Linked DNA regions of Homo sapiens: region 2 is linked to region 1. A link is an interaction called in ENCODE POLR2A ChIA-PET data of the cell type or tissue named here. Cell type or tissue: PC-9. All regions are shown on one strand. Each heading gives the region's core, and the rest is flanking DNA. Links, peaks and the distances in the headings are about the cores only.

Region 1 (5,379 bases), core at 207-5,206:
GCACGCACCTGTGGTCCCAGCTACTCAGGAGGCTGAGAGGGTGGGAGAATCGCTTGAGCCCGGGAGGCAGAGGTTGTAGTGAGCTGAGATCACCCCATTGCACTCCAACCTGAGGAACAGAGCAAGACCCTATCTCAAAAACAACAACAACAACAACAAAAGAAGTAAAAAGCTGGGGGATATAAAGCAAAACTGACCTTGAGCAGAAAAGTTAAAGAATGACTTTTTCAAGTGCAGACTTAAGGCCGGGCGCGGTGGCTCACGCCTGTAATCCCAGCACTTTGGGAGGCCGAGGCGGGCGGATCACGAGGTCAGGAAATCGAGACCATCCTGGCTAACACGGTGAAACCCTGTCTCTATTACAAATACAAAAAATGAGCGTGGCACGGTGGCGGGCGCCTGTAGTCCCAGCTAGTCGGGAGCCTGAGGCAGGAGAATGGTGTGAACCCGGGAGGTGGAGCTTGCAGTGAGCCGAGATCGCGCCACTGCACTCCGGCCTGGGCGAAAGAGCGAGACTCTGTCTCAAAAAAAAAAAAAAAAAAAAGTGCAGACTTAAGTCAGACAAACTGCATTTGAGTTCTGGATTTGCCACTTGTTACTGAAACAGGACTTGTATTTGTAAATATTAAAACAATGAATCTAAATACTTCCTTAAATTTTGTTTGCTAGCTTCCCATCTCTGGACTGAAAGCCTAGAGATTTATTGCCCCATGACAAGAGAGAGCAGTCACCCGCCCTTTTTTGAAGGACATTTGGGTCTTCTAGTTAGAATATCAAGTGCCTAAATGGCCGGGCGCGGTGGCTCATGCCTGTAATCCCAGGACTTTGGGAGGCCGAGGTGGGCGGATCGCGAGGTCAGGAGATCAAGACCATCCTGGCTAACACGGTGAAACCCTGTTTCTACTTAAAAAAAAAAAAAAAAAAAAAATTAGCCGCGCGTTGTGGCGGGCGCCTGTAGTCCCACCTAGCTACTCCGGAGGCTGAGGCAGAAGAATGGCGTGAACCCGGGAGGCAGAGCTTGCAGTGAGCCAAGATTGCGCCACTGCACTCCAGCCTGGGCGACAGAGCAAGATTCCATCTCAAAAGAAAAAAAAAAGAATATCAAGCTTCTGACTATGTAAACAAGATATTCCTGCCTGCTCGTAAGACTTTTCCATAGTCTAGAGCGGAGGAGGAGACAAAGTTAGGTGGGGAGAAAAAGGAAAAGTGGGAGAGATAGGAGGAGGGAATGACAGACGCAAGGATCTTGATTTCTTTAGGTTTGGAGGGAATTGGGGCATCAGAGGCTTTGAAGCAACTGCTGATGGTAAGGGGAGGTTCTTGCCCTGTTTCCCATTTTAGGACGCAGAGATGACTTGACAGGAGGGCTGCCCCTTTTCTAATCTGGCAGTTCAGCCCAGTCAGGGCTGATCTTGAGGTAGGGGGAGATCTTGAGATTTAGCTTTCCCTGGGGTGTGACTGAGGCCCAGAAGTTTCCCAACCCTCAGCCCTTCCTCAAAATTAGAAGATAGCCGAGTTGGATGCCAGAAGGTCTTCCATATGTAAAGTTCCCAGCCAATATTAGTATTGAGTATTCAGCTATGTAGAGATTTTCTGAGGACTGAGACAAAACTTTGAAAAGGTCTTTTCTCATCTCCATGCCTAGAGATCTTAGAATAGATCACAATTCCTGGCCCTCTTCCTGTCTCCTCCTCTCCCCAATTCCCACCAGCTCCCTTCACCAGCTTCATCTGGGATGATTTCAGTCTAGGGCTTCTCAGAAGCAGAGAGTTCAACCAAATGACCTCTTGAGGTTTCTTTCTACTTCTACTTTATGACTCAGAGAATGTATTGAATTACTTACTCTTTTATATTCTACAGCCACATTTTTCAGTCACTTCTCTGACCTTGCTATCTACACAATTTCCTTGTTTTGCAGTTTCTAAAAAGGAAAGTCAGATAGAACATGTGTATTCTCATTTTAAAAGCATACTGACAGCATGCGATAAATTCTAAATTATTAAAAATATCTCGGCTGGGCAAGGTGGCTCACGCCTGTAATCCCAGCACTTTGGGAGGCCGAGGTAGGTGGACCACTTGAAGCCAGGAGTTCGAGACCAGCCTGGCCAACATGGTAAAACCCTGTCTCTACTAAAAATACAAAAATTAGCTGGGTGTGGTGGCACATGCCTGTAATCCCAGCTACCTGGGAGACTGAAGCAGGAGAATCACTTGAAATCTGGTAGGTAGAGGTTGCAGTGAGCCAAGATTGTGCCACTGCACTCCAGCCTGGGCAACAGAGTGAGACTCTATCTCAAAAAAAAAACAAAAAAAACCTCTTTCCCCCTCTTGCATTTAATTGAATGGTATAAACGTGGTGTGGAAGGCTTTCAGAAATTCCAGTGAAAACCACCATCACCTGCCACAGAACTCATTAAAAGGCTGAGACTGCAGTAGTTATAAAGGTCTGGTGCGAGACAGGAGTGTGGTGTTCTTGAGAAGCTGAAAGATGGTCAGTCTGGCTGGTGGGATCTGTCAGGCCTCTGAGCCCAAGTTAAGCCATCATATCCCCAGTGACCTGCACTTATACATCCACATGGCCTGAAGCAACTGAAGATCCACAAAAGAGGTGAAAATAGCCTTAACTGATGACATTCCACCATTGTGATTTGTTTCTGCCCCACCTTAAATGATCAATGTACTTTGTAATCTCCCCCACCCTTAAGAAGATTCTTTGTAATTCTCCCCACCCTTGAGAATGTACTTTGTGAGATTCACCCCCTGCCCGCAAAACATTGCTCCTAACTCCACCACCTATCCCAAAACCTGTAAGAACTAATGATAATCCCACCACCCTTTGCTGACTCCCTTTTCAAACTCAGCCCGCCTGCACCCAGGAGAAATAAACAGCCTTGTTGCTCACACAAAGCCTGTTGGTGGACTCTCTTCACCGGGATGCGCGTGACAGGATCCATGATCTGGAAGCCTCCATAAAGGGATGTGGGGGTGACTGGCCCCAACCTTCTTTCTTTTTTTTTCCTGGCCACGTAGAGAGACTATATTCCCTGGCTCCCATACAGATAGGAGTAGCTGTGTGACTAAGTTCAATGGAACATGATTGAAAATGATGTGTGCACATCCGTAACAACTTAGCATAACCTTAGTTGCTTAACACAACATAAATTTATTCTCTTACTTCTGGAGGCCGGAAGTCTGAAATGAGCTTCACAGGGCTCAAGTCAGAGTGTTGTTGGCAGGGCTGCTTCCTTCTGAAGCTCTAGTGGGGAATTCTTGCTTTTTCTGGCCTCTGGAGGCCTTCTGCATTCCTTGGCTTGTGACTCATTCCTTGCATCACTCCAGTGTTTTCAATCTTCATATCTCCTTACTTCTTTATCCTTGACTTTCTTGCCTCGCTCTTATAAGGTCATTATATTTAGGGCTCATCCAGATAATCCAGGATAATCTCCCCATTTTAAGTCCCTTAATTTAATCACAGCTACAAAGTATCTTTTGCAATAAAGATAACAATCACAGATTCCAGAGATTAAGATGTGGACATCTTTAGAGGCCATTATTCTGCTGACCACAGTGATCCTAGACACTCCATCTCTCCATATCTGCCAGCTGAATGCAGAGAATGAGGAAGCCAAAGAGATAGGGGAAGCCAAAGAGTAGAAGGAGCCTGTGTTGCTGAATGACCAGGTAGAGCAGAGCTCCCTTGCTGAGTACACTGGACTGTGAAATGAAGGAGAAAAAAAAATTATTGTGTTAAGCCACTGTGGTCTTTTAAAGACACACCTCACCAAGCTCAGCCTCCAACTTAAAAATGACTGGACAGTACTTTTACCTATTGCCCTTCTCAGAATTAGAGCCTGTCCTTGAGATGCTACAGTGTACAGTCCATTTAGACTTTTATATGGATGCATTTTTTTTTTTTTTTTTTTTGAGACCGAGTCTCGCTCTGTCACCCAGGCTGGAGTGCAGTGGCATGATCTCGGCTCACTGCAACCTCTGCCTCCCAGGTTCACGCCATTCTCCTGCCTCAGCCTCCTAAGAAGCTGGGACTACAGGCGCCCGCCACCATGCCTGGCTAATTTTTTGTATTTTTAGTAGAGACGGGGTTTCACTGTGTTAGCCAGGATGGTCTCGATCTCCTGACCTCATGATCCGCCCACCTTGGCCTCCCAAAGTGCTGGGATTACAGGCGTGAGCCACCACGCCTGGCCTGGATGCACTTTCTTACTCGGCCCCAGCCTCGTCCCAGACACCGGCCCTCTAGGCGGCTATCTTCCAGTCCTCCAGTAAGCTAGACAGGAAATTCACCAGGCTGCTAATCTTCTCTTGCCTATTCCAAATTCCTAGCCATAAGAAGACACCCTAGCTGGACGATCAGTTCTTGTTAAGAGTCTGACCCCTCAAACCCTACAACCTCAATGGACTAGACCCTACTTAGTCATCTATAGTACTCCAACCGCCGTCTGCCTGCAGGACCCTCCCCATTGGGTTCACTGTTCCAGGATAAAGCTGTGTCCCTCGGACAGCCAGCCTGATATCTCCTCTTCCTCCTGGAAGTCACAAGTATTCTCCCCTACTTCCCTTAAACTCATTTGCATTTCTGAAGAACAGTAATAACCCTTATGAGCCTAATACATCCCTTCATTCTATTAGGTCTATCCATCCTTACCCTACTCTTTGCAACAGGACTTTATGCAGTCACCCCCACTACTTGGACTGTGCCCCAAAACTTGTCATCCCTACTATATTCTGTCTAGTCATACTCCTATTCACCATTCTCAACTACTCATAAATGACCTGCTCTTGTTTACACTGCCGGTTTACATTGTTTCTCCAAGACATCATAGCTGATATCTCCTGGTGCTATCCCCAAACTGCCACTCTTGACTCCCTCTTGGAGTGGATAGATGATCTATGGTGGCAGGGCACCCCCCAGTACTTCCACCCTGATGAAGTTCTATTCTTTACTTTTGTACTCACTCTTATTCTCATTCCCATTCTTATGCCACTCTCTACCTCTCCCTAGTTACCTCCAGCATACTATCAATCTCACCCACTCTCTCCTCACTGTCTCCAATCCTTCTCTAGCAAAGAATTGTTGGCTATGCATTTCCCTTTCTTCCTGCTTTTACACAGCCACCCCCACTCTATAGGCTGACTGGGCTACCTCTCCCGTCTCCCTGCACCTCAGAACCTCCGTTAATAGCCCTCATCTTTACTCACCTGAGGAACTCCTTTACTTTCTAGACAGGTTGGGTGAGAACTCCCCAGATATTTCACACCAACAAGCTGCCACACTTCTCTGCATCTACTTACGGCACCTTTCTCCTTATGTCAATTCCACCCCCCTATATTTGGACCCCTAACCACACAAACAACTATCCC
Region 2 (5,379 bases), core at 107-5,106, 72 kb after region 1:
TCCCTGCCTTGAAGAAAGTCAGTCCTGTGGGAGCACAGCAAGGAAGCTGACCTTTATGAAACAATCCCATGCATGCTACAATGGCATATACACAGGATGTCTTGTGAGCACCAAAGAGGGCCACCAGTGCAGTATGGAGTGAGTTGGGTCTTAAGGAACAAGTGGGCATTTACTAGGCAGATGAAGGAAGGGTACTCAAAGCAAAGAGAACCAAATGTACAAAGCTACAGTGCACGAGTGATGTACAAAGCTACAGTGCATGAGTGAAGCAGAAGAAACCCCAAGTAGTTTGTTGGAGCCTCTGGGTTTGGAGGGAATAACGGAGTGGTAGGAAGCATCAGATCTTATGAGCTTTATAGACAATCTCACAGTCAGAACTTTATTCTGCAGATGATGAAGGAGACATAATTTTTCAAATGTTTTTAAAATAATAGGTATATTGAGATATTCACAGACCAAGAAATTTGCCCTTTTAAGTGTACCATTCCATGTTTTTCAGTATATTTAGTTGTGCAACCATCACAACTATCTAATTTTGAACCTTTTTATCACCCCCAAAAAGAAAACCCCATACCTATTAGCAGTCACTTTACATTCTGTCTTCTTCTGAGCTTCTGGCAACCATTAGTCTACTATCTTTGCAGATTTCCCTGTTCTGGACATTTTATATGAGTGGAATTTTGTAATATGTGATCTTTGTGAGTGGCTTCTCTGACTTAGCCTAATGTTTTCAAGGTTTGTCCAGTTTGTAGTATGTATCACTACTTCATTTTTATAATCAAATCACATTCTGTTGCCTAGAAATACCGCACTTCCTTTATCTGTTCATCAGTTGATGGGCATTTCAGTTTTTTGTACTTTTTGGCTATTATGAATAATGCTGCCATGAACATTCATGTACAAATTTTTGTGTGAACATATATTTTCATTTCTTTTGGGTATATACCTGCTGGGTCATATGGTAACTTTATGTTTAACATTTTGGAGAGGTCTCAAACTGTTTTCCAAAGTGGCTGCCCCATTTTATAATCCCATTCATACATTTTATAATCCCATTCATACGTTTTATAATCCCAATGTATGAGGATTTCAATTTCTCCACATCCTTGACAACACTTGTTATTGTCTGTCTTTTTTATTTTAGCCGTCCTAATGGCTGTGAAGTGGTATCTCATGGTGGTTTTGATTTGCATTTCCCTGATGTCTAATGATGCTGAGCATCTTTTCATGTGCTTCTTGTATCTTCTTTGGAGAAATTCCTCTTTGCTCCATTTCTAAATTGAGTTATTTGTCTTTTTATTCATTTGTAAGAGTTCATCATATATGCTGGATACAAGTCCCTTACTGGATATATAATTTGCAAAAAATTTTTCCATTTTGTGGGCTGTCTTTTCACTTTCTTAATGGTGTCCTTTGAAACTAAAAAGTTTTAAATTTTGATGGAGTTTATCTAATTTTTCTTCTGTTGCTTGTGCTTTTGGTGTTACATCAAAGAAATCATTGCCTAATCTAAGGTTATAAAAATTTACTCACATATTAAGAGTTTTATAGTTTTAAGTCTATAGTCTATTTTGCATTAATTTTTTAATATGGTCAGGTAGTGGGCCAACTTCATTCTTTTGCATATGGTCCAGTTGTTCTAGCACCATTTATTGAAAAGACTGTTTTTTATCTAATTTTTTTTTTTTTTTTTTAAGAAGGAGTCTCACTCTGTTGCCCAGGTTGGAGTGCAGTGGTGGGATCTCGGCTCACTGCAACCTCTACCACCTGGGTTCAAGTGATTCTCCTGCGTCAGCCTCCCGAGTAGCTGGGACTACAGGCACGTGCCACCGCATCCAGCTAATTTTTATATTTTTAGTATTTTTAGTTGAGATGGGGTTTCACCATGTTGGCCAGGCTGGTCTCGAACTCCTGGCCTCAAGTGATCCACGCACCTCGGCCCCCTTTAGTGTTGGGATTACAAGCATGAGTCACTGCGCCTGGCCTCTAATTTGTTTTTTAAAATGTCATTATAAGTATGCTAGCAATCACATTCTAAGATGTCATCAATTTTTAGATTTATAATTGCTTACTGATGAACTGAAGTGCTAACAAGAAAGGAATTTCTCTTGTATTTCACAACTGGATTACTTGTGCATCTGAAGATTAACTTATTAATGAATGTCAATAGAAACATATTTTAATTAATTTATTTTGTTTTTTTTTTTGGAGATGGAGTCTCGCACTGTTGCTCAGGCTGGAGTGCAGCGGCATGATCTTGGCTCACTCCAACCTCTGTCTCCTGGGTTCAAGCGATTCTCCTGGCACAACCTCCCAAGAAGCTGGGATTATAGGTGCATACCACCACTCCCAGCTGATATTTTGGATTTTTAGTAGAGACGGGGTTTCACTATGTTGGCCAGGCTGGTCTTGAACTGCGGACCTCAGGTGATCCACCCGCCTCGGCCTCCCAAAGTGCTGGGATTACAGGCAGGAGCCACTGCGCCTGGCCAGAAACATATGTTTTTAAACCACTTGAGTTTCTACTATGTGCCAAGGACTGTGCTAGACACTGGGTGTAAGATGATGTAGAAAACAGACATGGTCCCTGCCTTCGTGGAGCCTGTAGGCTAGTGAGAGAATAACAAGGGTCCCTGATATAAACTAGGAGAAATAAAGAAGGCTTCTCCAGTTGAAAAGTCCTCCACATGAAGGCAAAGCATGAAAAAAAGACTAAGAAGGAGCTTGGCTCTTTTGGGAAAATAAAAGGCCAGTAGAACTGTAGTGTAGTGAGCAGGGAGAACAGTGGCAGATAAGGCTGAAGAAACGGTCAGGGGCCAGTTAATACAAGGCCATATAAACCATGTCCCGAACTGTGTTTTGAGGCTCCCTGGGGTGCACCAGCAAACTCACCAGGATGCCTTGGATATTTTTAAAATTTGAGGGAAACACAGCGACATCTGTCGAACATCACAGGAACTACTACCTCGAGCTATTTTCCACTTTAAATCCAGCTACGTTCCTTTGGATGTGTTTTTCCCTCCTTGCTGTGATAAAAAGCAAGACCTAAGGGAAAATCGGTGTGGAGCACGAGATGTGGATGGCTGTGCCCAATACAGTTCTAAGGTTTGAAAAGTTATGCAGTGCCCAGTAGATGCTAAGTTGTTAGGACATGAATATTTATTGTTTGGATCTAACTACTTATTAGACCAAAATGTTAGTTATTTCTTTTGGCCTGAGTGGAACTTGAAAAAAACTGCTGAGACATTAAGGCCACCTTGAGCCAAGAAAATGTGGGAGTCTTTACTGTTAAGGATTTTGGGGTTTTGTTCCAAGGGTTACAGGACGTTCTGGAAAGGTATATATGTATGTATGTTTTATTTATTTGACAGGGTCTCACTCTGTCACCCAGGCTGGAGTGCAGTTGTGTGATCTTGGCTCACTGCATGCAACCTCTTCCTCCTGGGTTCACGCCATCCTCCCACCTCAGTCTCGTGAGTAGCTGGAATTACAGGCGAGCGCCACCATGCCCAGCTAATTTTTGTATTTTTAGTAGAAACAGGGTTTCGCTATGTTGCCCAGGCTGGTCTCCAACTCCTGGACTCAGTGATCTGCCTGCCTCGCCTCCCAGAGTACTGGGATTACAGGCGTAAGCCACCATGCCATGCCTGGCCTGGAAGGGTTTTTAAAACAGGAGAGTGCTGTGGAGGCTTTAATATTTTCTAGTAAAACAATATTTTAAAAATCTAGACATTTTACCTAAAGTGATTTTTTCTTTCACTTACTTGTTCAATTATCACAATGTCTTACTTAGGCTTGAATTTCAAAACTCTAATTAAAGGCTGTAATGTTTTCCTCCCTAACAGATCATTTTGCCCCACGGCTAGTTAGAGACCAATCAAGAATGGAAGCAGAGTTGACTTAAGTGGCTTTTAAATTGTTTCTCCTTCCACAAACTGCCTACAAAAGGGTGAGGGGGGTGCGGGAAGGACGCACTACTTTTCTGATGTCCCTGGGATCACTTTAAGTTGGAAAGGATGGAACAGATTTCCTAGGTAGATGAGGCCTATAAAGCTGTCTCCTTTCCAAGGTGCTTGAAATTTTTATCCTCTCAAATGGGTTTTTGTTTGTTTGTTTGTTTGTTTTGAGACAGAGTCTTGCTCTGTCGCCCAGGCTGGAGTGCAGTGTCGCGATCTCAGCTCACTGCAAGCTCCGCCTCCCGGGTTCACGCCATTCCCCTGCCTTAGCCTCCCGAGTAGCTGGGACTACAGGAGCCCGCCACCACGCCCGGCTAATTTTTTTGTATTTTTAGTAGAGACAGGGTTTCACCGTGGTCTCGATCTCCTGACCTTGTGATCTGCCCGCCTCGGCCTCCCCAAGTGCTGGGATTACAGGCGTGAGCCACCATGCCCGGCCACTGTTTTTTTTTTTTTTTTTTTTTTAAAGGCAGGGTCTTCCTATGTTGCCCAGGCTGGAATGCAGTGTTGTGATTATACCTCACTGCAGCCTCGCTCTCCTGGGCTCAAGTAATCCTCCCACATCAGCCTCCCCCGTAGTTGGGACTACAGGTACATGCCACCACGCCTGGCTAATTTTTAATTTTTCGTAGAGACAGGGTCAGGTCTTACTGTGTTGCCCTAGCTGGTCTCAAATTCCTAGTCTCAAGCAATCCTCCCACCTGGGCTCCCAAGGTGCTGAGATTGCAGGCATGAGCCACTTTGCCCAGCCTTTCTCACATCGGTTTGAAACATTATAGCAGAGATTGCCGGGGCCGCCAATGTCCATTCTTCCCTTGCACTTTAGTAAAAGAATGTCAGTCCCCACTTTATTTGGAGCTTATGTCCCCAGCTAAAAGACTGAATTTTTCATCCTCTCTGATAAGAGATATGGCTATGTGACTAATTCTACCAATATCGAGTTGACTTCCCAGGAGGCTGCTTAAAAGGAGCTGACTCAGGCCGGGCACAGTGGCTCACACCTGTAATCCCAGCACTTTGGGAGGCCGAGGCGGGCGGATCACAAGGTCAGGAGATCGAGACCATCCTGGCTAACATGGTGAAACCCCGTCTCTACTAAAAATACAAAAAAAATCAGCTGGGCATGGTGGCGGGCGCCTGTAGTTCCAGCTACTCAGGAGGCTGAGGCAGGAGAATGGCGTGAACCCTGGAGGCGGAGCTTGCAGTGAGCCGAGATCGCGCCACTGCACTCCAGCCTGAGCGACAGAGCTAGATGCAGGTGTGTTCTCTCTTGCCTTTCCGTCCTTCCTTCTTTTGGCTTGTGTCACAGACTTGATGGTTAGAGGGCCACCAGCCCTCTTGGACCATGAGGTGATCTTGAGAATCAATGCCAGTTGTTAGGATGATGGAGCAGAAAGAGAGAGGGGACCCTGGATCTCAGATG

Evidence for each region. ChIA-PET counts read pairs that join two places held together with the same protein. Peaks named below come from ENCODE experiments on the same cell type or tissue, not always from the same donor. Only the 100,000 strongest peaks of a DNase experiment are listed, where the experiment ranks them.
Region 2: POLR2A ChIA-PET joins it to region 1 with 5 read pairs; 6 of 35 experiments call an interaction of 5 or more read pairs at or near these places.

What each region holds. Positions count from the first base shown.
Region 1 is chr14:34,647,784-34,653,162 of GRCh38, forward strand. No RefSeq gene overlaps it. Among named protein-coding and RNA genes, the nearest start is that of SNX6, 20 kb to the left of the region's middle. RefSeq lists an enhancer at 883-1,721 and a silencer at 4,061-4,279. In PC-9, for the core only: no CTCF peak of the experiment used is centred there; DNase peaks (open chromatin) are centred at 1,798, 3,228 and 3,608; H3K27ac peaks cover 2,753 bases.
Region 2 is chr14:34,720,212-34,725,590 of GRCh38, forward strand. No RefSeq gene overlaps it. Among named protein-coding and RNA genes, the nearest start is that of CFL2, 8.3 kb to the left of the region's middle. RefSeq lists a silencer at 2,792-3,086. In PC-9, for the core only: a CTCF peak has its summit at 2,948; no DNase peak of the experiment used is centred there.